Linked DNA regions of Mus musculus: all the other regions are linked to region 2. A link is a loop called in an ENCODE intact Hi-C map of the cell type or tissue named here. Cell type or tissue: heart. All regions are shown on one strand. Region 1 holds the start of Dpf2 (D4, zinc and double PHD fingers family 2). Region 2 has its middle 2.7 kb from the start of Syvn1. Region 3 holds the start of Sac3d1 (SAC3 domain containing 1). Region 4 holds the start of Pola2 (polymerase (DNA directed), alpha 2). Region 5 holds the start of Snx15 (sorting nexin 15). Region 6 holds the start of Cdc42ep2 (CDC42 effector protein (Rho GTPase binding) 2).

Region 1 (5,000 bases), 130 kb after region 2:
TGCTGGATGTCTACCTGGATGCTGCCAAGCTTCCTGCTATGGTGATAGACTGAACCTCTGAAACTGTAAGCCAGTCCCAATTAAATATTGTAATTATAAGAGTTGCCTTAGTCATGGTGTCTAACTAAGATAGCGTCCCATTGAGCCAGGGTGTCTATAGTGGTCAAAAGAGAATGTTGGATCTTGGAGTTGGATTTATACAGAGCCGCTGTGTAGTGTGAGCTTAGGTTTTTCAAAACTGACTTTATTTGGGGTTCTTAACCCTCCCTTTTAGCCCACCAACCAGAGGTAGGGAAAAAGCAAGGTTAAAGGCAAAGGGAGTTGTGGACCTGATTAGAAGTACTTGCTTTGGGCGATTCCACTCTTCCGTGTCAGGATATAAGCAGCCCAGTTCAATAGCAAACACCAAACATGAATCTGTAGCAGTAGCACAATCCAGCAGGAACAGCCAGGCTCTGCTGAAGCGGCCAGAGTCAGCCAGGATACCACGAGACGTTGTTTGGCGAGTGAGTTTCTCCCTATGAAGTGAAGACCAGCGAAGCATTGATGGTATAGCCATGCAAGAACTCCCTCTCATTGTTCGTGGGGTTCCAGTTATATTCTTTCTAAACATCACACACTCTCTCAGGTATCTGTTTTCGGCAAAATATTACATGTCCTCTCACAAGACAGCTTCCAGAAAAACATCACATGATGTGACTAAGTTGTTAAGGAAACCAGAAGTTTCCACTTGAGTGGAGGCTCTGGGAACTTTTGCTGTTTGTTGCTATTGTCCCTCAGGTTTTCTATGTAGCCCCAGTGGCTTGGAGCTTGTGTAGCCTGCATGGGCCTTGAACTTGTGGCAATCCTCCTACCTCCTAAAGAAAAAAAGACAATCTATGCATACATATACATATACACATATATATCAGGTCCAACATGGACAGAGAGTAGATCGCTTCTAAATCCATTGAAACCGAGGTTTGGTGACTTTGTTAGGAGTTATTTCAAAAGGCCTGGTGGGAACAAAAGCACTCAGTAAGCAGAAGAGAGCCTAGGAAAACAGGGCAGTACAGAATACGAATGAAAATCTGCTTAGAAAGAGTGAAAAGAAATGGGCTGAGATGCAGTGCCAATGGGCTTAAGGGAGTCCTGTTGGTTTCTTCTTCTTCTTGTTTTGTTTTTGTTTTTGCTTTTGTTTTTTTGAGACAGTGCTTCTCTGTGTAGCCCTGGCTGTCCTGGAACTCACTTTGTAGACCAGGCTGGCCTTAAACTCAGAAATCCTCCTGTCTCTGCCTCCCAAGTGCTGGGATTAAAGGTGTGTGCCCCTACCGCCCGGCTGGTTTCTTCTTTAAGGGGAAACATGTTTGTTCATGGATTTGCATAACTCGATACTGAAGGAGAAATAAATAGTATAGAACTAAGAGGGCTAGTCACACCAGTGAAAACTTTCAATGTGGAGAATGGCTTGGTAATAGCAATCAAGGGCTTGTGGGATGACACAGCAGATACGGACTCTGGGCACCACGCCTGACAACCTGACCACCATCCCCCAGGTACAAAGTAGAATGAAAGAACTCACATCCCCAAGCTGCTCTCTCACTCTTACACATATGCTATGGCACATGCACGCACACAAAGACAGACATACAGAGCAAAGGAATGGAGAGAGAGGGAGAGGGGAGAGGGAGAGAGAGGGAGAGGAAGAGGGAGAGAGAGGCAAGCAAGAGAGAAGAGGTGGGTGCCAGTGAAGTTCAAGGACCGGGTTTACTGGCAGGAATTGTCCGAATGAGAGTCAGGCCCAAGAACAGCCCATTTTGGGCACTCACTTTCCATTCTCTAAAATGGGCTGACTGGGAACAGAGGTACCTAAAGGACTGGGACTCTGACCTTTCACTACCTACCCACCAATCTCTCCCTGTGTGTCAACCTCGTGGCTAACGGCCAGCCAGGCAGGACACTGTTTGCAACTTCTAGCCTATCCGCGTGGCCTTTTCACTTACCTTTCTCACTTTCCAACCGAGCCAGATCTCCTAGCTGAGGCGTCACTAAATGGAGGGGAGACGGATCTCTAGAATGAGCTGCAGAGGGCATGTAAGTTTTCCAATCGCGCCTGCGCACTGGGATCCTAGGCTCCTTCAGGACAGGTCGTTCTCGAGCGCTCGCTCTCGTGGGCCTGTGCGTGCGCGCACCCCCTAGCTGCGCCTGCGCAGAGGGTCGAGGACCCTGTGTCCTGAGAAGGCTTAGCGCCTGCGCGTTGTAGGTTTCGGGGCCTCCCGGCCTGAGGGAGAGGAACAGGGAAGATGGCGGCTGTGGTGGAGAATGTAGTGAAGCTGTGAGTGGTCTTTTTTGTTTGTTTGTCTCTTTTTTCTTTTTTAATCTCTCATGTACCAGAAATCTTGTAAAGGACCTGGGAGTAGAGAGGGAGGTGCGGGAAGAGACAAGGTAGAGAGAAGGACATGCCCGGGAAGTCCTTGCTGTGCGACTGCTGGGAGGGAGGGCAACAGGAGACTCGGGAGACGGCGCTGGGCTTCTTTTGGAAACTTGTGGAGGACTGGAGGGGGGCACACCGGAGCCCCCGACGGGTGTCCTCCTCGCGGGCCGAGCCCCGAGCGGAGCTGCGGGCTGCGAAGGAGAGGCTCACGGTCCCTGGCCCCTCTCTGGAGACGCGTCAGTCCCGCCAAGCCGAGGCCGGCGGCACTAGGAGATCGGGGTCCCCTCCCCGCCCACCGCCGTCCCTGGGGCCATAGGCTCCGCCGTCCCTGCGGAGTCCTAAGACTTAAGCAGCCTGGTGACGTTAACCGGGAAATCCGGGGTCCACGAAACTAAAAATGTTCTTGGGAAGAACTGGTCCAAGAGCAGAACTTCGGGGAGTGGGGAACTAGACCGGAGCCAGATGGCCTTCCAGTCCGCAGGAGCCCTGAGGTGGGCGTTCTCTGTCCCCCAGATGCCATTGTGCGGGTCAGATTTCCAGTGGAGCTGAAATAAACGGTTGTTGGGCGACACCGGGAACGGGGACTGGCCTGCTAGTCGCTTCCCCTCAGTTGGAGATGTTTGGATGAGGCTCTTCCTTCCTTCTTGAAGAAGAATCAGAGTTTTGGAACGGGGTGCCCATTGGATTTAAGAATGGCCTTCTCTTCCCTTAATGGCCATGTTAGACGTGATGTAAGGATAGAGAAATTGAAGTGTTTCAGCTGTCCAATCAAAGCTTTTGGATTCTGGATGACAAAGTAAAGGTTTTGGAACCATTCTGGAGGACTTTTCGCAGCTTTATCTGTCTTTGTCGTGGGCTGAGCCCCAATCGTCCCAAGAGGCTTTTAAAAAATTTTTTTTAAGGTTAAGTTGCTTCTTCCCTGCTGCTTGCAGCCCCTTTCTTTGAAAATGCTTTTCCACTTCCATTAAGCTAAGTGCCTTCTCTTGTGGCTTTTTTTTTTTTTTTAATCTCGCTTTTGGCTTCATCCTGCTGCCTATTTCAACCACCCCTCCTCCCAACGCTATTATCTCTGTGATCTGCCCACTCCGGATCCCCGGCTCTCTTCAGGCTGACATTTCCCTCAATTTAGAAATGAGGCTGTTAATTTACCAATTTTATAGTTCTCCTTCTGGACTCAGAAGTTAAGTCTTTATTACCCTGCCTTTCTCTTTGTTGGACCCCCCTTATTCCCCTGGAAGGGGAGTTGTCCTGTGCCCCCTCCCCACCCCCCAGGTTTCCTGTGAAAGGAGGAGTCACAGCTTTTACCCTGAAAATCTTACTGTCTAAAAGAATATGCTTGCCTAGGTTTTCAGAATTAGATGTCAATGGAGTTCTTCATGTTGAAAGATGGTCTGGCAGAAAATGGAGTTGCCAACCCATTGGTGTAGTATTTTAAGTGTTGGGTGCCCATTTAAATAGAGCATTGCTCTTCATGCCTCTTTAACTCACTGGTTCCTGAGTATCAGTGGGGCACTAACTTGCTTCTCCTCAGCTGTAGTGCAGAAGACTGGAAGCTCCTAACATGTTCCCCGGGGAACTTTCCCTTTACAGGGAAGGCTTTGATTCTCACACCATTCTCACTCTGGAAAGATGCCTTTCTGATGCCTTTTTAAAAAAAATAGTATGCTTCTGTCTTCTGTCAGCTGCCATCACTCACTGAGGGAAAGACCACTAGCTCATCTTTTTCATTTTTTGCCGTGTGAGAAGACTTTCTGTCTTAATTTTCTGTTTTTCTCAATTACAACGTCATGGTTGAAATAGTCTTTATAGTGGTCTTATTAGAGTAAATACTAGTGTTAAAATAACCATGGCTGCCAGCTAGTTTTTAAAACTTTCTAGAGTTATATAAGGCTATCCATAGAATAACAGAAGCTTGGAATTTTTTGCTACAGAGTCTTGAATTTGTGTGCACTCTCCTCTTTTGCTCTCTTCACACGCACACATGCACACACTCATGCAGTCTTATCCGGCCATCTTTCCTACTAGAGCACCTGCTTGGCCTTCTAGAATCTTACCTGGCCTGCAGGGGCCCCGACTGGACGTTCCAGTCATCCCTCCAGGCCTCCCTCAGGCTCCGCACTCTGACTTTGCAGTCTTCAGCCCCACAGGGCTGGTCCTTTCTTCCGTTTGACTTCCAGTGTCAGTATCAATTCCCATCAGCAGAAACAAAGGAGCTGCTGCAGTCAGCCTTGTTTATCCAATTTTCCTGTGTGGTAAGGACGTGGCTGCCTCCTAAAGGCGAGCCAGTGTGAGCCTGCTCTCTTCTGTGCTGTGCTCTCCAGCACATTTATCCCTTAATTATAGTTATTCCTGCTCACTGAACCCACTCAGGCTGTACTTGTAGTGTTGCTGTGTGTGCTGTGTTTGCTGGGAACAAACTAAGCTGTGCAGTGGTCTCTTGTGACTGCTCAGTGAAAGTCCCCATCAGAGTCTACATTAGGGCTTGTTGATACAGCTTTAGTAATAGCATTAGACACTGAGACCTTACTCCTTCCTGCTTTTCATGCATTCTTATCCCTATTCTCTTCATCAGAATCCTGGTAGGTCA
Region 2 (5,000 bases):
CCGCCTGGGGGGATGCTTACGGGGCCCGCAAAAGGAGCAGTGCTTGCGTGTCCGGACTGACATAAAACAGAACGCCAGTTATTTCTAGGTTGGGGTGGAGAGTTCTGTGCGAAGGCGTTGACTTTTCAACACCCCAAAAGCTCAGTCGGCGTGCGTGTTCATCCCTGGGAGATAGCCAGACCCTTTGTTCTGAGCTGATTCTGTCTGTTAGGGCTCACACAAGCAGTATAGTCGCGTACAGAATGGAAACTGAAAGCGGACACCTCATTACCCAGGTTTATCAGCTAGAGGGTGCTCCTCCCATTTTTAACTCGGACTCACTCGGAATTCAGAGGCCTAAGGGGGGGGGGGATCAAATATAAGAATTCATGAAGATCAACTGGAGGAATTTATACTGTGGGAGTCACAACACGGACAGTGAATACAGAACCGGAGGTGACTGTGTTGTTAAAATATAACACAGGGGCTTTCAGAATTGTCATTACTGATAGAGCACTTAAGAAAAATACATAAAATGGCTTTCCTTCAGTACAACGGAATTAAACATCTTGTCTGTCAAAAAAGAAAGAAAACTGATTCTAGACGACTTTAAGGCAGTGGCTGGCTCTCAACCTGTGAGTCGTAAGCCCTTTGGGAATCAAACCGTTACACAGGGGTCACAAATGAGATATCCTGCATATCAGACGTTTACTTACAATTCATAACTAGCAAAATTACAGTTATGAAGTAGCAACGAAGTAATTATGGTTGGGGATCACAACAGGAGGAACTGTATTAAAGGGTAGCAGTGTCAGTGCCTGTCTGCCCCTCAGCCCTGTGCTCTTGGTCTCAGCCATCTTCACCACCACCTGTTGTCTTTAACAGTTAACATCCCGAGATGGCTCCCCTTTCCTTCCTCCATAAGGCTAGCTATGAACTTCTACTGGCTACCTTTAACCCTACACACTCATCCTCCCCCATTCTTGAAAATCTCCTACATTTTGTGGCAATCCCTCCTCTCCCCCAGGTATATATCTGTCTTACTTCCTCTGTCTGTTTTTATTTAAGTTCTGTGTCCATGTTGGCCTTTTTTCTTGCCACATTTCCTCTGATCCTATGGCTTCAACTTCCCTGGCCCCAAGATGTCGAGGGAGGGCTCCCTTGTCTGGTCTTCAGTTCAGGTCTACTCAACCTCTGAAATCATGTAGTGAGCAGAGCATAGTGGCCCACTCCTACAATCCCAGAAAATTGGGAGACTGAGGCAGGAAGAGCATCATAAATCTGAGGCCAGCGTACAGCTATAGAGTGAGATCCTATCTAAAAAAAAAAAAGCTGGGCGTGGTGGCGCCTACCTTTAATCCCAGCACTCGGGAGGCAGAGGCAGGCGGATTTCTGAGTTCGAGGCCAGCCTGGTCTACAGAGTGAGTTCTAGGACAGCCAGGGCTACACAGAGAAACCCTGTCTCGAAAAACAAAATAAGGTCTCTTGCTGCAGCAACGAGAGTGGGAGCACCTGGAGCGCAAGCTTGGAAGGAGAATCCACGAGTTGTAAGAAAATGGCAGACAAGCCGGACATAGGGGAAATCGCCAGCTTCAATAAGGGCAAGCTGAAGAAAACCGAGACGCAGGAGAACACCCTGCCGACCAAAGAGACCACTGAACAGGAAAAGAGGAGTGAAATCTCCTAAAAGCCTAGGAAGACTTCCCCATCCCACCCCACCCCACCCCCTCGTGATTTGGAGGAAGAGCCACCTGTAAGATGGACCCGAGCCACAAGCTGCACTGTGAAACCTGGGCACTCCGAGCCGATGCCACCGGCCCACGGGTCTCTGAAGGGGACCCCTCCGCTAATCGGTCTGCCAAATTTCACCGGTTTGCCCTGGGATATTATAGAAAATTATTTGTATGATTGATGAAAATAAAAACACCTCGTGGCAAAAAAAGAAAACAAAACAAAACAAAAAAATCGGGGGTTGGGCAGTCTAATGAGAAGAGCAATCACCAGGACCCATATGGTGGAAGGAGACAACTGACTCATAACAAACTTCTCTGGCCTCTACAACCTATTTAATCATTTCTCAGCTAGAGGGTGCTCTTCCCATATATATGAGCAGACTCGCATACAAATGTAATTTTAAAAACAATGTCAAGAGGCAGGCGGATTTCTCTCTCTCTTTCTTTCTTTCTTTCTCTCTCTCTCTCTTCCTTCCTTTCTTTCTTTCTTTCTTTCTTTCTTTCTTTCTTTCTTTCTTTTTTTGGGTTTTGGTTTTCTGAGACAGGGTTTCTCTGTATAGCCCTGGCTGTCCTAGAACTCACTCTGTAGACCAGGCTGGCCTCGAACTCAGACATCTGCCTGCCTCTGCTTCCTAAGTGCTGGGATTAAAGGCGTGCACCACCACACCCGGCTAAGCAGGTGGATTTCTGAGTTCGAAGCCAGCCTGGTGTACAGAGTGAGTTCCAGGACAGCCAAGGCTACACAGAGAAACCCTGTCTTGAAAAACAAAACAAAAAAAAAAAAAGAAACAACAACAAAACAACTGAAAGATCCTGACAGAATGTAAAAGGACACAGAAGCCCTGAAATTGGCAAGATAGATGTCAGTGTTAGCAGAAGTAGCTTCACTGATTTAGAAAAATAGAGGTGCACAATGCTCTGGCCACTCCTTGAACCTGTGTGTCTGCCAATGTTTTGACCGTTCCTTGACCCATGTGTGTGCCCACTGATGAAGCCCATTGCCAGGTGTTTGTGATATTGGTTGCTGAGAAAGAGTCAGAAAATCAACCCAGCAACCACAGCCGGGCCAATCCGGAGTTGCTACACCTACACCAGCCTCTTTCCTTGTACCTCTCCCATACCCATTTCTTGAGAATAGACATTGTTTAGATCTGGAAATCCCCTACTCCCCCCCCCCTTCTCCTTTCCCCCCTGAGGGCCTATAAAAACTGGGACCCCTTTCCCCTCGAGGTCGACTCCTCTACCCCTGCGTGGGATATGAGTCGTGGGATATGAGTCGTCCCCAGAGCTCTGGTTTTCCCCGAATAAAGCCTCAGGTGGTTTGCAACAAGCTCGGTCTGTCGTGAGTTCTTGGGTGTTCGCTATTGTCCTGAGGCCTGAGCAAGGGGCTCCTTTTGGAGTCTTTCACAACCAATGCCAGGTGTGACAGTACAGCATTTTATTCCAGCTCCCCTTAAATGCTGAAGCAGGACAATCAAATGTTCAATGGGGCAACTTAATGTTAGCAATATTAGTGAATTACCTAAAAACTGGAAGGTAAGAAATGCTACTACTGGTCAGGTGTGGCATATGCCTTTAATCCCAGAAAATTGGGGGTAGAGGCAAGCAGATTTCTGAGTTCAAGGCCAACCTGTTCTACAGAATGAATTCCAAGACAGGAAGAAACAGAGACACAGAGAAACCATGCCCTACCCCACCCCACCCCAAAAAAAAGAAAGAGAAAAAGGAAAGAAAGACTACTGGAGAGTTGAGAGAAGCGTCGGGAAGTAACTGTGTGTGCTGTCCCAGCATGAGGACCCAAGTTCAAATCCTCAAAGAACAAATCGGTTGCAGTCACAAGCCGATACTCCTCCTGCCGCGGAAGACAGAGAGAGAAGGCTCATGGGCCACCAGCCTTGCTCAGGCTCCTTGAAAGCCCCATGTCTCGAGAGAATAGGGTGCAGAGTTACAGAGTAGGACACGATCTCTGGTCTCCATGTATTCACAAGGGCATAGGCACTCAGATCACACATAGAAAAATGGAAAGGGTACCAGGCATCTGGAGGTGCTGGCTTCAGGGTGATCAGTGAGCACAGGGTAAGCTTCAGTGAGGAGGTAACACTGGGGAGAGACCGGCAAACCCTGAGAAGGTGCAGCGGATGAGTGGCTGGGCAGAGCTCCAGCAGCAGGGACGCAGGTGCGGGGTTTTGGACGCTTAGAGAGGAACTAGTGAAGAGTGGCTGATAGGTGAGGGCTCAGTCCCGGGTTACATCGTGGGCCTGTACTGTGAAGCATGAGGGCCCACCGGAGGGTGTGAGGGTGATGCTTGACTTAGGTCTAGTGGGATCTCTCCAGTGCCTCTGTGGGAATAGAGCCTGGTGGGGTGGGAGGCAGGAGTGGGAACAGTGAGGTTTGGCAAGAGAGGACGTTCTTTTGATCCCACTGCCTCAGCTTCCGTAGTCTCATTTTCTTTGCCATCTCCTCCACAGCTGCACCTACACAGACTATTGTCCTCTCACACCAGGCCGAGTGCAACCGTCTCCTTTCCTAGACTCAACTTGATTTGCTATGCTGTTTTTCCTAGGGAGAGGCATGGACATGCCTGTTCACCCCAGGTGGGGTAGCCATGGAGCAAAGAAACAATTCCCACCCAATCCAGTTTGAGCCAGTGAGTTTATTGGGGTAACTTGCAGGAGCGTGTCGGGGGAGCCGTGCTCACTGGAGCACGCGAGGCTCCTGACAGCGGCATCACTGGAAAGCCCATGCTGCTCAGATGCTAATTGTCAGACTGCATCACGGGAGCTGCAAACGTGCTGGACTTGGCTACGGCCCTCAGACTACCCTACACAGACCCTGAGCTCAAAATAGGGACCACAATGGGCTTGGTTTGGTTTGTTTTCAAACAAAACCAACAAATAGGATTCTGAGTAAAGAACAGCACCAGTGTTAAAGTCACGTCACAAGCTGAGAGCAGCTCAGTGCTTTAGAGCACCCTTTGGACAGTAGCAGCACCTACAGGGTGGCTCTCAGCCATTGACAACTAGTTCTAGGAAATCCAGTGCCCTTTTTCTGGCCCCTGAGGACATCATGCGGGCCTCTGTGTGTGTGTGTGTGTGTGTGTGCGCGCGTGCATGCATGCATGCACGCACGTGCAATAATAATGCAACTATAACAATCCTAAATATTTATTTGCTGAAATGAACTTTAAACTACAAAAAAGCTAAATGTGACTGAACTGCAAAGGAAAACAAACCAGTCTACAAAAAAATATTTCCATAGTTCTTTCCCAACAATTAGGAAAACACAAAC
Region 3 (5,000 bases), 75 kb before region 2:
CCTGCACTCACGCATGCACTCACGCATGCACTCTCCCATGCAGCAGTAATAATCCACTAAGCCGTTACAAAACCTCCTGAGCCAAACCAAGGAAACAGATCCCAGCTGCTTCCTTCTACTCAAGTGAATTCAGTGGGACAGTTTGGTGTCCTGGGGTGGGCAACAGGCCCTGAGAAAGAGAGGGCCAGTCTGCCCTCACTCCTCCCTGTTTTATTACAGAAAGTACAGGCCCCAGCCCTACCCACACAGGTGAGCTGGCAGCCATTGAGGTAGAGTCCAAAAGGCTGGACCAGGAACCCTGGGAGCCAGGAGGACAGGAGGAGGAAGAAGCTGAGGATGGAGAGCCTGCCCCAGCTTACCTTGGCCAGGCCACAGAGCTCATCACTCAAGCCCTGCGGAATGAAAAGGCTGGCGCCTACGCTGCTGCTCTCCAAGGCTACCAAGATGGGGTGCACATTCTTCTGCAGGGTGTCTCAGGTGGGTAGGGCAGTAGGGAGGAGGGAAAGTAGAAAGCAAAGGACCAGGGGAGGTGGTGCAGTCGGTAAAGTGAGTGCCGTGCAAGCAGAAGACCTGAACTAAATGCCCAGAGCCACACATAACAGTGTGCACCAGCAGAGACGGTTCCAGCAAACGTACCCATGACAAGATGGGAAGCAGGGACAGGAGAATCCCCAAAAACTCGAGGGCAGCTGAACCTGGCATAGGCTGCAGAGAACAGAGAGATCTTATCTCCGACAGACGACAGACACGGTGATAGGGGAAGACCTACACCCAAGGTTGCCCGCTGACCCTCCCGTGCTCACTCACACACATACAATACATTCTAAAGAAAGAAAGAGGGACCGTGAACATCTGTTTCTCACAGGTCAACTGGAGACACTGGGCAGAATTTTCCCTTATTTTTTTTAATAGCCTCATAAAATGAGGCAAAGACAGGAGGACCCAGGGAGGGAAAGGACACATTATGACCTGGGTTCTGAATGTAGGTGGGCCATCTGCTTCCTCCAGGTGACCCATCCCCTGCCCGCCGGGAAGGTGTGAAGAAGAAGGCAGCCGAGTACCTGAAGCGGGCAGAGATGCTTCACACACACTTGCCCTAAGGGGTGGACCCTTCCTGGGATGTCAGCTCCAGCACTGCCAGCCACCCCCACTGCTCTCTTTGGGACCTGGCCGTGCTTCCTGCTCGTATGACTACCAGGGGCCATATCTGTATTAACTGGATCAAGTATAAGAAAAGCAAAGACTTCTCAGCTCTGACCTGCCTGCCTCCTTGGAATTAGACTTGAACTTCTGATCCTGCCTATCTGTTCTATGTGAGTGGCATCTGGGCCCCTAACCTGTCAGTTCACCCATCTAGACCAGAGTCTGTAGCCAGACCTGGCCCACTGCCTTTTTTGTAAGGCCCTTGAGAGCCTTCCTTCCTTTCTCTTTCTTTCCTTTCCTTTCCTTTTCTCTTCTTCTCTTTCTTTCTTTTTTTTTATGGTTGGAAGAAAAAAGATTCTTTGACTAGTGAAAATCTCATAAAATTTAAATACGTGTGAGTAAAACACATGCCTGAACACAACCAGGTCCATTTGCTTATTATTGTCTGTGGTTGAGTTTACATTGTACCAACAGAGTTGAATAAGCGGTGTCTGGCACATCATACCCATTATGTTTATAAGAAGATAAAGAGAGGAGGAATATGTTCCATTGAGGTGCTTCAGCTGGCCCTTGCCAAGGCATCCTATCCCCCTGAGGGACCAGCCAAGCGATGGTAATAGTAGAATTTATTCAGGACATGGGAAGGGGAGTTAAGAGGGTACTAGAGGCAGAGAAAGGCAGAGAGAGGAGGGGGGGAGAGAGAAGTAGAGGAGTAGAGAATTAGAAGCTGGCCATGAGCACAGGGAGGGGGAGGGGCAAGGGACTAGAGCAGGAGCAAGAAGGCAAGAGAGAGGAGGGGGCAAGCAGCCCCTTTTATAATGGGTCAGGCCTACCTGACTGTTGCCAGGTAGCTGTTGGGTGGAGCCTACCTGGTTGTTGTCAGCTAACTGTGAAGTGAAGCTTAGACAGAATGCTAATAATAACTATGAATGAGTGGCCGCGCCTTTAATCCGGGAATTGGAAGGCAAAGAGACAGGCGGATCTCTACTGAGTCAGCCTGGTCTATATAGTGACTTCCAGACCATGCAAAGGTACACAGTTAAAACAAAACGCATAGGGAAACAATGAAGAATGACAGGCACGCAGCACTAGCTGAGTGTGTTAAAGAAATAATAGACACGTACGTAAAGCAGGACTTGCTACTTCGAGAGCCCTAAGAACAAAAAGCTAAACCAACAAATCCCAGCCCTGGGGAGGTGTGGCCTGCGTCGCGGGACTACAAACCGATGCATCATGGGACGATTTAAGGGGGAAAACCGAAGCCAGGCGCGATGGATTATGGGAGGCGTTTCTAAAGGCCGCGGGAGCGGCAAATCGAGAAAGCCGCGGCAGGCTGCGTTTGGCCAGACTGGGGCTCGAGTCTGTCCCTCGAGCCCACGGCAGGATGCAGTGCCGCGCTTCCGCTGGCCCGGCGATGCTGAGTGTGCGTCCTCTACCCACACCCCTACCATGTCCGGCTGCAAACTACCCATGGGCCTGTGCCCAGACATGTGCCCGGCCGCCGAGCGCGCCCGACGCGAGCGCGAGCGCCGCCTGCACCGACTGGAGGTGGAGCCAGGCGGCCGTGGGAACGCTCCCCGAGCCGACCCCAAGCGCACAGTGAAGGAGTACAGCCGGCCGGCAGCGGGCAAACCCCGGCCCCCGCCAAGCCTGCTGCGGCCGCCGCCAGTGCTCTTAGCCACCGTGCGTTATCTGGCCGGTGAGGTGGCTGGCCGCGGCGACGTGTCGTGCGCGGAGGTGGCGAGCTTTGTGGCCGACCGCCTGCGCGCAGTGCGGCTAGATCTGTCGCTGCAGGGCGTGGACGACGCGGACGCAGCGACAGTGCTGGAGGCTGCGCTGGCCACGCTGCTGGCCGTGGTGGCGCGGGTGCGGCCAGAAGAGACGCGCGGAGCCGCGGACCCGGTGCTGCTTCAGACTCAGGTGCAGGAAGGCTTCGGTTCGCTGCGGCGCTGCTACGCGCGGGGCAAAGGCCCCTACCCCCGCCAGGCTGCTTTTCAGGGCCTCTTTCTGCTCTACAACTTGGGTGAGTCGATCCCAGAGAACTAAGTGCGGGGACCCGAGGAGCCTGGGGTGGGGAAGACGCAATTGTAGCAGCAACGGCGAACTATAGCTTGGGAGTACTGTAACTTCCATCCCCCAGCAATAGCTTCTTCTTGGGAAAGTCAGTTGGTAAAAGTCCCGACGTGGGACCTCAGGTCTGACATTCTCAAATTGGCTGTTTTCTACATAGTAGAGGTGGAAGGAGGTAGGATAGTACTGAGAGAGTTGACCTAGAAAGCGCTTTCCAAACTTATAAGAACTGCTCCGTGGGCTGGCCCATAAACATATCTAACAGGAGGTGCTAAAAGATTCCCTTCTATGGGTGATTTAATTATAGGAAAGTCCAGTGGGCGTGGTAACAGGCGCCTTGTATGGGAACACTTTGGAGGCAGAGGCAGGCAGATTCTTTGATGATTTTATATGTGGAGACAATATATTTGTATCATACATGCACACAGTGACTCTTTGTTTTTTCTTTTTTTTCTTTTTTCCAGACAGGGTTTCTCTGTGTAGCCCTGGCAGTCCTGGAACTCACTTTGTAGACTAGGCTTGCCTCGAACCCAGAACCCAGAAATCGGCCTGCCTCTACCTCCCAAGTGCTGGTATAAAAGGCGTGCACCACCACTACCCGGCTACACACAGTGACTCTTAAATTCACTAATTTAAGAAAAGTGGCCCAAGATTCCAGTACCAAGATTTCCTGGAAAGGAAACTAGGGCCAAGTCATCCTCCAACAGTGACCCTTGCAGATAGAGGGGAAAGTGTAGGGAAGCCAGTGCCCTCAGGCTGCAGTGGGAACCCTGAGTCAGAAGCCTTAAGTTTGGGTCTAGCATAATAGCCTGTGCTCCAGGCAAGCCTTTATGTTATGTTGGCCTGTGTCCCTATGTAAATGTACAACACTGCCTTGTAAGGATTTAGATTGAAGGAGGTCTGGTCTTGTGGCACCTCAAAAAGACCAGAGAAGGATCAGATGGCTGGGTCTTTCTTAGAAGAGGAGAGAGGAAGTGGGGTAGCCTCTCTGAGGGAACATGACTGGAGCTGGCAGGTGGGCAGAGCCAAGCTCTGGAAACGAGTTTGCCTGGAACTAGAGGTGTATATAAATAGCTTGGGCCTGGAGGGGGTGGGATGGGAGGTATGCCTGACCCAGAAAGCATCAAGCATCCTTGTGTCTTTCTGCTGCTTGCCTTTGTAGGTTCTGTGGAAGCCCTGCAGGAGGTTCTACAGCTGCCTGCTGCCCTGCGTGCCTGCCCACCCCTTCAGGCGGCGTTGGCTGTTGACGCTGCCTTCCGGGAAGACAACCATGCCCGACTGTTTCGCCTGCTTCGCACCTTACCCTACCTACAGAGCTGCGCAGTGCAGGAACACATTGGGTATGCCCGCCGCAAAGCTCTAGCCCGCCTGTCCCGTGCCCTGAGCACTCCTAAGGGACAGACCTTGCCTTTGGACTTCATAGAACACTTTCTGGCCCTGGATGGACTCCAGGAAGCACGGGACCTGTGCCAGGCCCATGGACTGACCTTGGATAAAGACAGAGTTGTATTCCTGAGGGGTCAATACTCTGAGGAAGGACTCCCACCCCCTGGTGCCTACCACATATTAGTGGGGAATAAGTTGCAGGGACACACCCTGGAAGATGTGGTCATGGCTGAGGAAGGTGACATTCACAGACCTGGCTCTGCAGCTTGAGAGGGTCTCGTCTCCCACAAGGCCTGGGTCAGAGCACCTGGCTTCTTTTTCATAATTCCCAAACAATAAAAGGAACTCATTATGATCTCCAAACAATAACAGGAACTTTTAGACTTCATTTATTTGAGGGT
Region 4 (5,000 bases), 78 kb after region 2:
CCTTTGGCTACAGCAGTCTGGAAGGATGGCACCCATGAAGGTCTAGGAGGTCTTTGAGAGTGTAGGCCAGCGCTGACAGTGGACCCAATGACAGCGCTAGAAGTTCTAAGTCATTGCAATCCAGGCCACACACAGTCTCCAGGGCTCTTGCCAAAGATATCAACACAGAAGCTAGAAAGGCCATGTTTTGTCATCGTGGCAGTGGGATCATAGAGACCGTTCCCAACGCTCACATCTTTGTATCATTTCATTGGGGGAGTAGCTTTGTGTTATCAGGGCTCACAGCTCGGGGCTGGTTCACTAGCACACCAACACTACCTTGGAGTTAGTTCATCAGTTTATCTAGGCCTGTCCTAGACAAGGCGCCTAGCTGAGCCTGCCAGGGTATCGCTTCAGAGGCCTCGCTCTTATCAGTGCTACCTGATGGCAAGCTCAGGTATCAGTGATTTCAAGTCCCGTGTTCCTCACAGATGCACAGCACCATGCTTGGCTCAGCGCAGACACTGTTGAGGTGTCTCACGTCCTCTTGTTATTGTTCTCCTAGTATATACTCCCGGAGAACTCAGGAGAGGGTGTCACAGGGGATCTTTATTATTATTATTGGTTATTTTATTTACATTTCAAATGTTGTCCCCCTTCCTGGTTTTTCCTCTGCAAATCCCGAATCCCATACCCCCTCCCCTTTGCCTCTATGAGGGTGCTTTCCCACCCATCTACCCACTTCAGCCTCACCACCCTAGCATCCCCCTACACAGAGGCATAGAGGACCAAGGGCCTCCCTCCTATTGATGCCAGATAAGGCCATCCTCTGCTACATATGCAGAGGGATCTTATGGCTTTATCTTTTTCTCCTTGGTTCATTTTGTTTTTTGTGTACACTCTGGGGTCTGCCAGCAGCCCCCACCATCAGTTTCATGAAGTGCAAGGGTCCGATGACCTGTCCAAGGTCACAAAGGGCTCAAACCCAATGTGAGTACAGTGGGTAGGAACCTGTGCCAGTCTGGGGAGGCTCTCCACTGCCTAGGAGATCCTAAGCCAGTTCCCCTGACCCTAAGCTTCCTCCATAGATTTGCATCTTTTGAGAGCCTGCCAGGAGCCAGGCACCAGGTCAGAGCAGGGAGTGTTCTGATGGGAATATACCAGTCCAAACGTGAGCTGCGTGCAATCCCAACAGGGATGAGGGTGAAGAAGAGGCCCCGGAGGCCGTGCAGGATGACACAGCAAAATGCTACAGAGATGAGATAGGAAGAGTCAGCTTCAGGAGTGAGGAACATTCCAGGAGAGTACTGGGAGGGGCACTCGGCGCCATGGGACACATCCAGGCTTGAAAGGAGGAATGTGAGAGGAGCCCACTAGAAGGGGTTGGAGCTGACAGGGTCACAGTGGCTTCAACAGGGCCTGAGCACGCAAAGGCTGGGGATGTGGCTCAGCAGTAGAGTGCACACCCAGGGAGGAAAGATGACTGGGAGACACCCAACTGAGCACAGGCTTGGTGACCTCGGTTGCTGTCCCACTCCTTCAGAGTTACCATCACTCCCTACCTCTGGCCACAGGCCACAGTGCCTCGTAGGCAGCTCCATAAACTGTGGCTTTCCTTCCTCCCTCCCTCCCTCCCTCCCTCCCTCTCTGCTTCCCTTCATTCTTTTCTTCCTTTGTCTTATTTTGGTTTCTGCCTGGCCTCTAAGGGTTACCTTAAGAAACACTACTGCCAGGCAGTGGTGGCGCACACCTTTAATTCCAGCTCTTGGGAGCCAGAGGCAGGTGGATTTCTGAGTTTGAAACCAGCCTGGTCTACAGAGTGAGTTCCAGGACAGCCAGAGCTACACAGAGAAACCCTGTCTTGAAAAAAACCAAAAGAAGAAAAAAGAAAGAAAGAGAGAAAGACTACTTTGGCTGGATGGGATGTGTGTGGTGTTGCTCAACTTTAATCTCAGCAACAACAATACTTTGGGGCGGGGGCTACAGAGATGTTTGACATTTAAGAGACTTACTGCTTTTGCAAAGGATCTGGGTTCAATTTCTAGAACCCACATGGTGGCTAACAATTTAATCTCTAAGTCCAGTTCCAGGAAATCTGATGCCCTCTTCTGGCCTCCTCAGCATCAGACATACCTGAAGTCAAAACATTCATACGCACAAAATAATAAAATAGTCAAAAGATTACTTTGGGGGCTGGAGAGGTGGCTCAGTGGTTAAGAGCACTGACTATTCTTCCAAAGGTCCAGAGTTCAAATCCCAGCAACCACATGGTGGCTCACAACCATCTTGTAATGAGATCTGACAGCATTTTCTGGGTGTCTGAAGAAAGCTACAGTGCACTTAGACATAATAATAAAGAAATCTAGAAAGAAAGAAAGAAAGAAAGAAAGAAAGAAAGAAAGAAAGATGGCTTTGCTTTATTTATGCATTCATTTGAGGCAGGGTCTCCTGTAGCAGGCTGGCCTTGAACTTCTGATGTAGCTAAGGGTAACTTCTGGTCCTTCATTCCCAAGTACTGGGATTACAAATGTGCCAATGGCCATCAGATTCTGAGGGTCACACCCAAGGTTTAGATACGCCAGGCAAGCACTCTGCCAGGTGTGCTACACCCCTAATCTCTAGAAATGGGTGATAATTGGTTCAAGGTTTGTGAGGCTGTATTTAAATCTTACCTCTCTTTATCAGAAAGGCCATAAGCCTCAGATGTTAATGATGTGTGGCAGCACTGAGGGACTAAATCGTAGTGTTGTGTGACCTTGCTGCCACCTGGTGGCTAAATTCCTGCAGCCCAGCCCAGTGCTTCCTGCTACTAGTGTGAAAACCCAGTAAAGTTTTGTTTTGTTTTGTTTTTCTGTTGGACAGACTTAAAATGTGGGCCTAGTCGGCTGCAGTCTCGTGTTAATATCTCACCTCAGCCTCCCAAATATTGAGATTGAAGCTTTGAGCCACGATGTTCACTGAGAAAGTTGAAGTTCAATCAGCCTTTAAACACACAGACACACTTTGTTTTTGTTTTGAGACAGGGTTTCTCAGTGTGGCCCTGCTGTTCTGGGTGCCATTCTGTAGACCAGGCTGGCCTTAAACTCAGTAATCTTCCTGCTTCTGCTTCCTTAGTGCTGGGGCTAGCGGCATGGTTTTAAATGGGTGTTTGTGAGTACCTGAGTGTATGTATGTGCACCATGTGATTGTAGGAGCCTGTGGAGGTCAGGAGGTCTCAGGTCCCCTGAAACTGGAGTTAGAGGCAGCTGTGAGCCACCACACTAGTGCTGGAACCAAACCCAAGTCCTTTGTGAGATCAGTAAGCGTAACTGCTAAACCATCTCTGCAGTCCTGTTTGGTGTTTCTTGCTTGCTTGTTAGGGTCTCTCTGTATAGCCTTGGCTGGAACTTGCAGAGACCTGCCTCAGCCTCCAAGTGCTGAGATTACAGGTGTGTGCTACCAGGCCTAGCTTCAAACCGTTTTTTCTTAAAGGCTCTGCCAGTCTTCCATTCCATTCTTAGGGTGTCACAGATCAATTGACCTAAGCCAAATCAATGGAGATTTTGGTTCGAAAATTTGGTAAATACATCAAGAAGAGAATGCACTCCTTGTTTTACTCTCTAACCACTCCCCCTTCAGTGACCTGCCCTCCCGCTATCCCCGTGACTGACAATCATAACAGCTATAATAACCACATTCCCTACGAAAGCGTTAGATCAGGACGAACCAAGGCAGAGCAGGATGGAGATGCTGAGGTGGGGGAGGAAGGAGCTAACGTGCCCTTCCAGGGCCGTGCTGGACACACGTGTCAGTCACTGCAAGATACAGACAAACAGCGCCTCCTGGCCAAGGGTAAAAAAAAAGGGACAAACAAGCATCGCAGAGCTTAGCAGAACAGGCGACTCCTGAAACAGCCACAGTACGGGGTCTCGATTCTCAATTTCCGCGCGGAGTGACGCGCAGAGGCGCGTTCTGCGCAGCTGCAGTGGGAGGACCGGCGCGTGCGCGGGGAGGGCGGGGCCCGAGCAGAACCTCGCGCAAGCGCGCGCTAGGCAAAGCGTTTGGCGGGTTTTTCCTGTGCTGTGCTCCTCACGGAGAAGCTAAGGTGTAGTCCTCGGAAGCAAGTTTTCTCTCTGGATCGAGACCTCTCGAGGGCTTTTGAAGTATTTCTCTGTGACCTGGTGGCTGGGGTCGTTTGAGGGCTTAGGCCAGGTGGTCTCGTGACACGTCCCTGTCACCTTCCGGTAAAGCGAAAGGATAAGCGTCTGCAGGGTAGAGCTGAGGTCGGGGCCCGGCGGCAGGCGCCCGGCCACTCCCGGGTCACCATGGCCGTGTCCACCCAGCAGCTGGCGGAGGAACTACAGATCTTCGGCCTGGACTACGAGGACTCCCTGTTGGAGAAACGTGAGTCCCGAACCGAGAGGATCGCTTCCAAGTTCTATATGCTTGTGTGGTACCTATTGGGTCCCGACTAAACAACAGGTGACATTACCAATAGGAGACATTGGAACCGTTTGCATCTCATACCTAGTCATCTCTTGCTCAATGACTTTTCTCATTAGAGGTTTTTTTGTTTGTTTGGTTTTTAAAGACAGAGTCTTTCTGGGTAACCCCAGAACTCATTATGTAGATTACTGTGCTGGCCTTGAACTCACGGAGATCGCCTGCCTCTGCTTCCCGAGTGCTGGGGTTAACGATGTACACCACCATGCCCTGCTCATCAGAGTTTTTAGTGATCTGTGCAAATAGGAATTCCTCTAGGTGGATCCTAGTCCTTTATTTTAGCTTTGGAAGAAACTTCAAGGTGCTTATTGGCTCCCTCTCTTTATAGATGGAGGGACATGGGCAAGGAGACTTAGTTGCCTGATTGTGTGCCGACCCCTGACTTTTGCTCTGGAGTACAGTGCCTCATCCTATTGCTCCACAGAGACCAGTGGTAAAGATTTAAATCACACATCTCTCCTGGAAGATGTGTGCATCAGTGTCAGAATAGCAGTGTGTGTACCCCTTGAAATTCTTACTGTAGGAAATAAAACCGTAGT
Region 5 (5,000 bases), 83 kb before region 2:
GAGCAGTCAGTGCTCACAACCGCTGAGCCATCTCTCCAACCCTTAATGGTTCTTTTATCCACTCTTTCCTATTTGAAGATGGGATTTCTGGTAGTGGTGGGATGTGCTGCAATCTATGTTTAGTGATAATCTTCCACACCAATTTGGCCTTGATCAATTGGTGTTGGGTTTTCGCTATCCCTGTGTTGTGCCAGCATGCCTCTTGATCTGATCTGTTACAGAAGATACTGTGTCAGGTACCACTTTCCATAGATGAAAAACTAGATGCATGCAGTTACAAGAGGGAAATGTAATGCTTACCAAGGATTTCAGCATTTGGGAGATGGAAATTGGAGGGTCAGAAATCCAAGGCCAGCCTCAACTACATAGAGAGTCTGAGGCCAAACTGGGCTACATGAGATCATCTCAACGTCCAACCTCCCCAAATTTGAAGCAGTTAAGGGGAATTCAAATACGTGTAAGTGTTGTGATTTCAGAGCCTCTGTCACTATCCAGTTTTTTCAGCATCAGAAAATGTCAGTGTGTGTCGTTCCCCCCACCCCCCAATCCGCACAGGGAGGCAGGGAACTTGGCTCTGCTAGGCACATTTTGAACACAATAAAAGTTGCATGGGTTAGACCCTATGCCAAGCACCTGAAGTTCCAGATACTCAGGAGGCTTAGGTAGGAGAATATTTTAAGCCCAGAAGTTGGTCAACACAGCAGAGATCTTAGCTTAAAATAATTCATAAATAAGAGGCTGGATGAGTGTAAAGAAGATAAATAAAGAAACGTTTCGGAGGTCTGTAAGGAGGGTTTACGTTAGGGGGAAGTGGGTTCAATCACATGCCAGGATGCCAGCTGGTAAATCCTCTCCCAAACAACCAATCCTTAGTCTCTACCTAGAACTCCGCTTTACCAATGACCTAGAACTTGTCAGACACTCCCTTAGCCACGCCCCCAAGCCAAGAACGGTTGTGTCACTTGCGACTAGGTCCCTGGGCCTGAAGAAGGGCGCAGGCCGGATCCTGGCAGTGGCAGTAGGCTCAACACGCGGGGAGCGGGGGCGACGTGCAGGAGGAGGAGCCGGCGACCGGCTCCGCTGTCATGTCGCGCCAAGCGAAGGATGACTTCCTGCGACACTACACAGTCTCGGACCCTAGGACCCACCCCAAGGGTTACACAGAGTACAAAGTAACCGCTCAGGTGAGGTGGGACCCAGCGGGGGAGCATTACCCTTTTAAGCAGCTCCGGATCCGTGCTGTACCTTAAAGGCAAAGAGCTTCAAGGAGGTCGCGGTTTGGCCTACACAAATAGATTTCCCCTTTAAGAGGCGCCTGAGACAGAAGATTTAAGGCGCCTCACCTCCTGGGGCGGGGCTAAGGGTCATTTTTTAAAGTCTGTGGAGCTTGGCTCTGCGCTTGGCCCGGTACCCCCTCTCTGTTGTTGGTGATGTCTAGATGCGGTCTACGAATTTCTCAAAGCAAGAAAACTCCGGATTAACCTAAATATTCCTTCTCTAATCGCTTAGAGTAACTTTTGGTAATTTTCCCTGCTTGATCCGTAAAAGCCCCACCACCACCTTTTTATTTATCTATCTTTTCTTTTTTTGAGACAGCCCTGGCTTTTGCGAACTCACGATGTAAACTAGACTGGCCCGGAAGTCACCGAGACCCTCCTGCATCTGCCTCCCAAGTGCTATGATTAAAGGCGTGCACCACCAGGACCAACTATAAAAAAAGCTCTTTAAAAGTTTAAATGTATGTGTGTGTGTATATACACATATACACATATAATTTTATTATACTATTTATATATTATATATATATAATTTGTGTGGTTTTAAAAACTCACGCAAAAAAAAAAAAAGACTGGTCTTAACAGATAAGGAAGTCAATAAGCTGAAATTGGTGTTTGTAACAATAAAACTTAGAATGAGCTCGTAGAAACATCAGCATGAAAGAATGCTTTTAGAATTTTACCCAAGGTAACTATGGAGGTCTCCAATGGGAGAAACCGGGTTGCTGCGGAAAGACTGACTATATATTTTCTTGTACTTAAATTTTTTTCAACTTGGCAACTGTTTGATTAGTGGCTTGTCGACTGTTAAAAGGAAGCAAACACATACAAGTCGCTCCCAAAGCAATCTAAGTCAGAGTCTTAGATACGTCAAGAGTGTTCCGGGGGTTTACTTTTTCATGCCAAAAAATACAAATATAATAATTGTCTCTAGGAAGATGCCGGAGGGTAGAAAGGATGACAAGGCATTCAGAACCCTTATGTCTTCCTGTTAGCCTTTTAGATCTAGTCACATGCCTTACACATGCATAGAGTTGTTTTTTTTTTCCAGTGCTAGGGTTGAACTCATGGCCTCCCACATTTTAGAGAACTCTCTCTCTCTCTCTCATTCTCATTCTCTCTCTCTCTCATTCTCTCTCTCTCTCTCTCCATGTCTCTCTCTTGCCACAGCACCCTACAAGATGATCCTTTTTTTATTTTATAGATTTATTTACTTAATTTTTTTCTTTATTTATTTCGAGGCATGTTTTTTCCCTGTAGCCCTGGTTGTCCTGGGACTTGTGTTGTAGACCAGGCTCAAACAGAGATCCATTTGCCTCTGCCTCCCCAGTGCAGCATCCCTAGGGATTAAAAATGTGTACTACCCCTCCTGGCTTATTTACTTAAAGATTTAAAACGTAGTTGTTTTTTTAAAAAACAAAAACATCTGTGCACTCTCCATGCAATACCAAAGGAGGCCAGAAGAGGGTGGTAGATCCCTATTGATTGGAATTACAAGCGCTTGTGTGCCCTCACGTTGGTGCTGGGAATAGAACTTCTGTCCTCTAGAAAGCAGCCAGTGCTCTTAACCTGAGCCATCGATCCAGCTCCAGATTTATTTAATTTTATATGTATGAATATTTTGCCTGTATGTATGTTTATGTACCAAATACAAGCCTGGTGAGATCAAAGGTCAAAAGAGGTCTTGAATCTCCTGGAATTGGACTTAGAAATTATTTCTATCTGCCATCTCAGTGCTGGGAACCAAACCCAGGTCCTTGGCTACAGCAGCGAGTGCTTTTACCTGCTGAATCATCTCTCCTTGTTTCTGGCTGATGTACGTGTCTGTGTGAATGTGTAGCACAACTGCGTGTGGATGCCTGTTGAGGTCAGAGGAAGGTGCATCAGATCTGATCCCCTGGAGCCAGAATTACAAACGATTATGAGCCACATAATGTGGGTACTGTTCTGGGCACTGAATGTAGTGCTTGGAAGATCAGGTCATGCTCTTAACTACCGAGCCACCCCTCCTGTCCCCATCCTTAGATTTTAAATGGGCATCTTAATCATGTCTGGTTTGCTGAGATCTAGAAAAAAAAAATGGAAAGGATGTTTTGAAAACTGTTGATTCTAAACTGTACAACCTTACTGTAAAACTCCCATAAGCATAATAGCAAAAACTAAGTGTTACTTCTGTCTCGGGCCAATTCTGTTCTTCCAGAGTGCCCAACCCCACTGCTAACTCTGTCTTCATGGGTATGAGACATTGTAGCTCCTCTCTTTTTTTTTTTAAAGATTTATTTATTTATTATATGTAAGTACACTGTAGCTGTCTTCAGACACTCCAGAAGAGGGCATCAGATCTTGCTACGGATGGTTGTGAGCCACCATGTGGTTGCTGGGATTTGAACTCCGGACCTTTCACCAGCCCGTAGCTCCTCTCTTAAGAAGAACTGGATCCTGGGACAGACTCTCATTTTTTTTAAATGATTTATTTATTTTTACTTTATTTTCTGTGCATCGGTGTTTGACACAGCCAGTGCTCTTAACTGCCAAGCCATCTCTCCAGGAACCATCTCTCCAGCCCCTAGACTCTCATTTCCTGAGAAGCATAGTTTTGTTTTGTTTTGTTTTGTTTTCCTTTCTGAATACCAGGACGTGGCCCTAGGGAGGAACTGGGATAGAAGTTGAGTGCCAAGCCTAGGGGTGAGTGTCTTTACCCCACTTAAGAAGCAGAAGCAGCCACATCTCTGTGACTTTGAAGCCAACCTAACCGTCAAAGCAGGTTCTAGGCAGTTCTAGGCCTGCCAGGGCTACAGAGGGGAGCCTTGTCACTGCTTAAAAAAAAAAAAAAAAAAAGGAAAAAAAACCCGCCAATTAAAAAAAAATAATAAAGTTGGGAGATGATGGAGAGATGACTCAGCAGCTAAGAACACTGCTGCTCTTCCAGAGGCTCTGAATTCAGTTCCCAACTAACACATGGTGGTGCAGCTCACAAAACATCTGCTGGCATGTAGGTATACATGCAGATAGCACTGCTAATTTTAAAAAAAATACAAGTAAAAAAGTTAAAAGGTAGCCGGGCAGTGGTGGTGCACGCCTTTAATCCCAGCACTTGAGAGGCAGAGGCAGGTGGATTTCTGAGTTCGAGGCCAGCCTGGTCTACAGAGTGAGTTTCAGGACAGCCAGGGATACACAGAGAAACCCTGTCTCGAAAACAACAACAACAAGTTAAAAGGTTTAAAATAATAATAATAATTAATAATAAAAGTTTGTCTACAAAGTGAATTCCAGGACAGCCAGGGCTATACAGAGAAACCCTGTTTCAAAAAAACCAAAATAAATAAATAAATAAATAAAAGTTGAGTATAGGGCTATCTAGACATTCAGTATACTCACGTTTATAAGATAAAGATACAGTTATACAAAGGAAAATTTTCTCAAGGAGCTGAGGATGTAACTCAAGAAGTCCTGAGTTCAATCCTTAGTATCAAAAACAAATAATAAAATAGCTTAATTTAGTAGTGCATGCTGTAATCCCAGCACTTGGGAGGCAGAGGTCGAAGGATTTGGAGTGCAAGGCCAGCCTCTGCTACACAGTCAATTTGAGGCCATCTTAGGCTACATGAAACCCTGCATGCAGAAATCCAAAAGAAAACTTGCTCCAAGCCTTAAATCCAGGCCCATTTATCCCAGCATGCCCATTATTCTGAAAGACACTGTGAGGGGTGGCGCAGTGTTGCC
Region 6 (5,000 bases), 120 kb after region 2:
ATCTCTCTGTTAAAGTCGGCTGAGCAGGCATGCGGCTCACATCTACAGACCCAGCTCTTTGGGAGGGCAAGGAAGGCGAGCTGCTTGAACCCAGGAGTTCAATCAATTATAATTTCTGGTAATTCCCTTTTCCCACATAACAAAATGGTCCCAGACGTTAAAACGTGGAGCTCTTGATCTAGTGGTGCATGCGTGTGAGTGTAAGATTATGTGAATGTGTGTGTGTGTGTGTGTGTGTGTGTGTGTATGTATGTGTGTGTGAGTGTGTGTATGTGTGTGACTTGGGATTAAACAGAAGGACTGACATACAGGGAATCTCACCGAGCTCCTCCGAGCTGTCCTCCTGGCCCAGAATATGGTCATCTTTAGGGAAGCATGACCCAGTCCTTCCCATTCTCCCCTCCCTTTTGGCTTGCCTGACATACTCCCCAGCCCCAGCATCCCTCCCTCCTATCCACACACCGCTTTCCACATCTGCTATCTGGAAGGCAAGCATCCCGATTTCCTCCTCCTATCACTGTCCTCTTCTTTGCCTCACTCCTCTTAGCACTCATCCACCCGGAAGGGGATCAGCCTGTGCCTGGAACCTCGAATTTCTTGAATCCTGACTCCTCAGCTTCCCTAACCACGAACAGACACTCAGAGAATTTACTCACAAAACGGCGCAATGAGAAGTTTCCCTCGGTTTGTCTCATCAGCTTTAGGACCTGTCCTTCAATAACTGTTTCTGATCCTGTTCTAAACCATCCACCTCAGAAACCACTTAGCAGGTCAGCAAACTCGTGCAAGTTCAGGCTGTGTCTGTCTCTGTTTTTCTCTGTGCTTTCCGACCCTGAATCTTTCTCGCATCCTTCATCACTCTCCTAGCCTAGGGTAAACTCTTCAAAACTCCCCTAGGTTTGTAAAACGCCTGCAAAGCCCAATTCATTCTTGAAGAGTCAGTGCGGGCGCCTCCCGGGTCCTCGTCCTTCCGTCAAGGAAACCCATCCAAGGATGGTCAGAGATTTCTCAAGAATTCTTTCTTCCGGCCTTTGTTGGCCCAGTGCTTCTAGCCTAAAGTTTTTATTCCAACACGAACAGCTGGCGTCCTCGTGTGTATCCACCCTTGTTACCCTTCGGTGATAGCCCTCAGCCGCCCGGAGGCTAAGCCTCTAGAATCTTGGAATCCAGCTCTTAGCCTTTACAGAAAGAAGAACCTGGGCGGTGCCGCGGTGGGCGGGGATGTGTGGGTGGGGGTTCGAGAGGAGCGGTCCGGGATTGGCTTCTGGCTCTGGGGGCGTGGCTTAGGCCCAAGGTCTGCACTGTAAGTTCCCAGGCCCTCCCTGGTCCTCTATCCTAGCCGCACAGCTCTGCAGCTTTGCCCGCGCTCCTCAAGGTGAGTTGGGACTGGGGTTTTACAGGCCTCCCGCAGCTCCCTGGAGAGTGCTAGCCAGGCGGTGTTCTGTTTTGGCTCAGATCAGGTCCATTATCTGGGGTCTGGATCCCCGCCCCCTACCCATGACCTCCCGCAGCGCTCAAGGCGCTGTGCTGTCAGTCTTGCAGCTCCGGGTTGTACTTCTATGCTGGCCAGAGACCTGGGACTAGGGAACATCCTCTCTTCGGCCCGTGTCCCTGCCTGGGCTGGAGGCCGTATTTTTAGCGGATGGTGAGGTGTCCTCCTATCTTTAGCTTTAGTGTTACTGAAATGGATCTGGGCCGCGCTGGGTAGCGCTTGACTGGGGATCTGGAGGGGTCGGCACAGGAACACAAGCCAGGGCTGAGCAGCCGGACTCCGGGGAGGGCGGGGGCCTGCACGTCCGAAGTCTGGCTGTGAGCCAAGCAGACATTGAGACTTCGCCCAGGCCAAGAAGCTCAGGCAAGGCAAGGCCCCTCCCAGATATCGGAGTCCCAGACAAGGTCCCCGATAATTGCAATTCTACCCTCACGGTGGTCCGATTGTGCAACCCAGAGAAAAAGGGCCTATGGGCGATCCACCTCGGGCACTGGAGCACGCAGTTCCTCGGTGGGCGTCTCCCTGGAGCGGGTATGCTCGGTGGGACCCTAGAACCCCGGGTTATAGCAGGGACGCGCGCGCCACCTAGCGACATTGTACTACAGAGAGATCGCTGCAGAAGCACCAGATTCTGAGCCAGCCCTGCCAGGGCTGGCAGGAGGGGACCTAGAAGGGTTTGGTTTTTGTTCTTGATGCAACCTCTACCTGGAAGAGCCGAAGTGCTTGAGAAAAGCCCTGAAGATATGTGCTGAATGTCCTTTGACGGTTACTGTGGATCCGTCTATTGTGCAGAGGCCTCTTGTTTCAAGTATAGCAGTGGGTCAGCTTATTTTAAAGACAGGGAAGGTGAGTTCAGTCCCAGAGAGAAAAGGTTCATTGCTCAAGGTCACAGAGGCCCAGGTGGAACTAGATTTCAAACCCTTCCCCTTGGGCTGCTGGCAAGACGGCTCAGCGGAAGTCTTTTGCTGAGCAAGCTTGGAGGTGAGCTCCTTTCCCGAAACACTCAGAGATGGACTCCACAAAGTATTCTGACTTCCACACACATTCCGCACACTACGTACACACTCGCGAACGCACTCACACACACACACACTCACATTAAAATACACTCAACAGTAACAATAAATAAAACTTTCTAGTTTTTTCTTTTTTTATTTTTAGAGGCAGTTTTTTTGTTTTTTGTTTTTTTAGTTTTTAGAAGTAAACAGATCTCTAAGTTCAGTTGGCCTGGTCTACGGAGTGAGTTCCAGGACCACCATAAACCTTCTCAGTGAGCCTTTAGAAAAGGGGCAGACCTAGAGCTGGGCCTGGTGGCACACTTTCTTGTTTTTTTTGGGGGGGGGGAGGGAGGGGTTGAGATTTGAATGTTTGACAGGGTCTCACTGTCCTGAACTCACTATGCAAACCAAGATGGACTCAATCTCCCAGAGATCTGCCTGCCTCTGCCTCCCAAAAGCACTTATCACCTGCCTGGCCAGCCCGTACGCTTTTAATCCCAGCACTTGGGAAGGGGAAGAAGGCAGATCTCTGTGAATTTGAGGCCAGCCTGGTCTACACAGTGAGACCCTGTATTTAAAAAAAAAGTGGTGTGCAGCGGGGAGTCCATTAATTTTGAAGTGTCTGTGTAGGGAGGGGAATTTTCATGAACATCCAGAGTGAACAGGGGCTAACTATTCTCCATGACCAGAGGTGATCTGCCTCTAGAAAGTCATTTTCTCTGAGGGAGGCCCAAGATTGCTGACCAGGGCAAGCCATAGAACTGGGATGGCTTTCATCTGTGCCTCCCATTAGCGGAGGAAGCTCCTCCTGGCAGCCTGGTCCTAGTCAGAGCTCTTTATAGAGCTGCACACTTGCAAGCTGGGGAAGTGGGAGCCAAGAGATAAGACTATATAGGGGAAGCCTGAAGACGTGATAGCTTCTCTCATGCTCCCCACCCCTATCACCGTGGGTATGGCCCCTTGCCTCGGAGACACGTGGACCAGCCTCGGTACCAGTGCCTTCTCTTGCTAGTCCGATGACCTTTGTAAAGTTCCTTAATATGTCTGAGGTTCCAGTTCCACTCCATCAGCTAACTGAGACACTAGTGGCACCCGCCACAACGTGCCTTATAAACATGTAAGGAATTCCATGGCAGGCTGGAGCCCCTCGTCCTGTGGTGGCCGGATCTTCTATTTAGAGTTGCTGGTTGTTGTTCCCAGTTTTCTCCTGGGTGGTTGATATGGGCCCCACCCTTCCCGTTAGCCTCTGTGCTCCTCACATCTGGATTTGGGTGGGAACATCTGGCTCAGAATGAGACAGCTGTCAGGGACGCCCAGTTTGCTGTGGAAACATCCAAGCTGTCTTGGTGATCTAGTGTGATGGAGTGAGGGTAGGGAAGGACCTGGCCCAGGCTCTCAGCAAATCTCCCGTCATCACAACTCTCCCCCAGTGGAAAGGAAGTCACCCAGTGCTCCACAGCAGCTGAGAGAGCAGATTAGATATTGTCAGCAGGCCTTGCATTTGGTGTGGTGGTTACACGATTCTAAGACTTTGAGTGTGTCTTCATCAGACAGCTTCCCTAGACTTCGGTAGAACACACCTTTCCCGTTGGCTGCAGGTGCTCTGGGGTTAGAGCTGTCCAGCTTCCATGGCTCAGCATGACTGACCTGGGATGTCTGGCCTTGGGGCGGGGTTTCCTGAGCGAGGTCCTGTGCTGGGATGGGGACAGTTAGGACTCTGGCCTGCCCTGCACCCTGCCGCCTCCTCCCTGCTCTTCCTGGCCATCCCTAGCCTGGGCAGAGGAAATGGTGGATACCTCTTCTGCTCGGGTGTGGAGGAGGAGGAGGGGCTCCTCTGGCTTCACTCCTGGCCCCGCCCCTAGCTGCTACGTGAGCTTGGACCAGTTTCTTTGCCTTTTGTACAGGATTCTGCGTGCACTTAAAGGAGCTAAAGGGGCCAGTCAAGCCCTCCCTACACCAACCCCCTACCAAGGAACAGGAGGGTGTACCTGCTCCACTTCCTTCTTGTTAAAGCAGTATGACACCCATTCACAGTGTATTTTTTTTCCACCTTAAAAATAGCTTTTCTTTTCGTGACTACATAAACAATACTTGCTTATTAAGAAACTGGTGACTGGGGTGTAGATCTGGTTTTTGGTTTTGGATTTGGATTTATCTTGATTTGTGTTTTTAGACAGCATCTCAAAAAAGAAAACTGCATTTATATAAAACACTGAACAAGTGCACACTGTAGCAGCGCATGCCCTGAATCCGACATACAGAGACTGTTAGTGTCACACACCCTGAATCCGACATACAGAGGCGGTTAGTGTCACACACCCTGAATCTGACATACAGAGACTGTTAGTGTCACACACCCTGAATCCGACATACAGAGGAGAGCCAGGGTTACACAGAGAAACCCTGTCAAAACAAAACAAAACAAAGGTTCTTATCCAGGCTGGCATATATGGAGGTGGATGGCAGGTGCAGCTTTTAATCCATGGCACCATCTCGGAGCTGGTTAAAAT

What was found. A loop is a pair of places that touch in the nucleus more often than their neighbours do. Peaks named below come from ENCODE experiments on the same cell type or tissue, not always from the same donor. Only the 100,000 strongest peaks of a DNase experiment are listed, where the experiment ranks them.
Region 1: a loop joins it to region 2, with 2.4 times the contacts of the local background. A loop is called at or near these places in 6 of 42 quality-filtered maps.
Region 3: it touches region 2 in a loop (2.5-fold over the local background); 11 of 42 quality-filtered maps call a loop at or near these places.
Region 4: a loop joins it to region 2, with 5 times the contacts of the local background. A loop is called at or near these places in 12 of 42 quality-filtered maps.
Region 5: it touches region 2 in a loop (2.5-fold over the local background); 12 of 42 quality-filtered maps call a loop at or near these places.
Region 6: it touches region 2 in a loop (2.8-fold over the local background); 6 of 42 quality-filtered maps call a loop at or near these places.

The regions. Positions count from the first base shown.
Region 1 is chr19:5,910,055-5,915,054 of GRCm38, reverse strand. It overlaps Dpf2 (D4, zinc and double PHD fingers family 2), which reads left to right and starts at 2,184. Exons shown (of 11, transcript NM_011262.5): 1 at 2,184-2,314. The coding sequence starts at 2,283. Gm42067 (predicted gene, 42067) reads right to left here and starts at 2,101. Exons shown (of 2, transcript NR_168272.1): 1 at 1,983-2,101; 2 at 224-518. In heart, CTCF peaks have their summits at 2,178 and 4,671; a DNase peak (open chromatin) is centred at 2,164; H3K4me3 peaks cover 3,497 bases; H3K27ac peaks cover 2,000 bases.
Region 2 is chr19:6,041,357-6,046,356 of GRCm38, reverse strand. It overlaps the pseudogene Gm8034. Among named protein-coding and RNA genes, the nearest start is that of Syvn1, 2.7 kb to the left of the region's middle. In heart, CTCF peaks have their summits at 273 and 2,076; no DNase peak of the experiment used is centred here; H3K4me3 peaks cover 1,125 bases; H3K27ac peaks cover 1,150 bases.
Region 3 is chr19:6,115,963-6,120,962 of GRCm38, reverse strand. Naaladl1 (N-acetylated alpha-linked acidic dipeptidase-like 1) reads right to left here. Exons shown (of 18, transcript NM_001009546.2): 18 at 4,974-5,000. Sac3d1 (SAC3 domain containing 1) reads left to right here and starts at 2,377. Exons shown (of 2, transcript NM_133678.3): 1 at 2,377-3,166; 2 at 4,376-4,959. The coding sequence starts at 2,377. The coding sequence ends at 4,869. Snx15 (sorting nexin 15) reads left to right here. Exons shown (of 8, transcript NM_026912.2): 7 at 220-477; 8 at 1,009-1,564. The coding sequence ends at 1,100. In heart, a CTCF peak has its summit at 2,864; DNase peaks (open chromatin) are centred at 2,062 and 2,402; H3K4me3 peaks cover 3,408 bases; H3K27ac peaks cover 2,708 bases.
Region 4 is chr19:5,963,188-5,968,187 of GRCm38, reverse strand. It overlaps Pola2 (polymerase (DNA directed), alpha 2), which reads left to right and starts at 3,982. Exons shown (of 18, transcript NM_008893.3): 1 at 3,982-4,362. The coding sequence starts at 4,284. In heart, a CTCF peak has its summit at 2,755 (motif pointing left); DNase peaks (open chromatin) are centred at 2,737 and 3,957; H3K4me3 peaks cover 2,052 bases; H3K27ac peaks cover 2,734 bases.
Region 5 is chr19:6,124,233-6,129,232 of GRCm38, reverse strand. It overlaps Snx15 (sorting nexin 15), which reads left to right and starts at 973. Exons shown (of 8, transcript NM_026912.2): 1 at 973-1,184. The coding sequence starts at 1,086. In heart, a CTCF peak has its summit at 2,729 (motif pointing right); DNase peaks (open chromatin) are centred at 982 and 1,172; H3K4me3 peaks cover 1,238 bases; H3K27ac peaks cover 1,297 bases.
Region 6 is chr19:5,921,139-5,926,138 of GRCm38, reverse strand. Cdc42ep2 (CDC42 effector protein (Rho GTPase binding) 2) reads left to right here and starts at 1,323. Exons shown (of 2, transcript NM_026772.2): 1 at 1,323-1,375. In heart, a CTCF peak has its summit at 2,067; DNase peaks (open chromatin) are centred at 1,248, 2,018, 3,778, 4,178 and 1 weaker place; H3K4me3 peaks cover 3,707 bases; H3K27ac peaks cover 2,691 bases.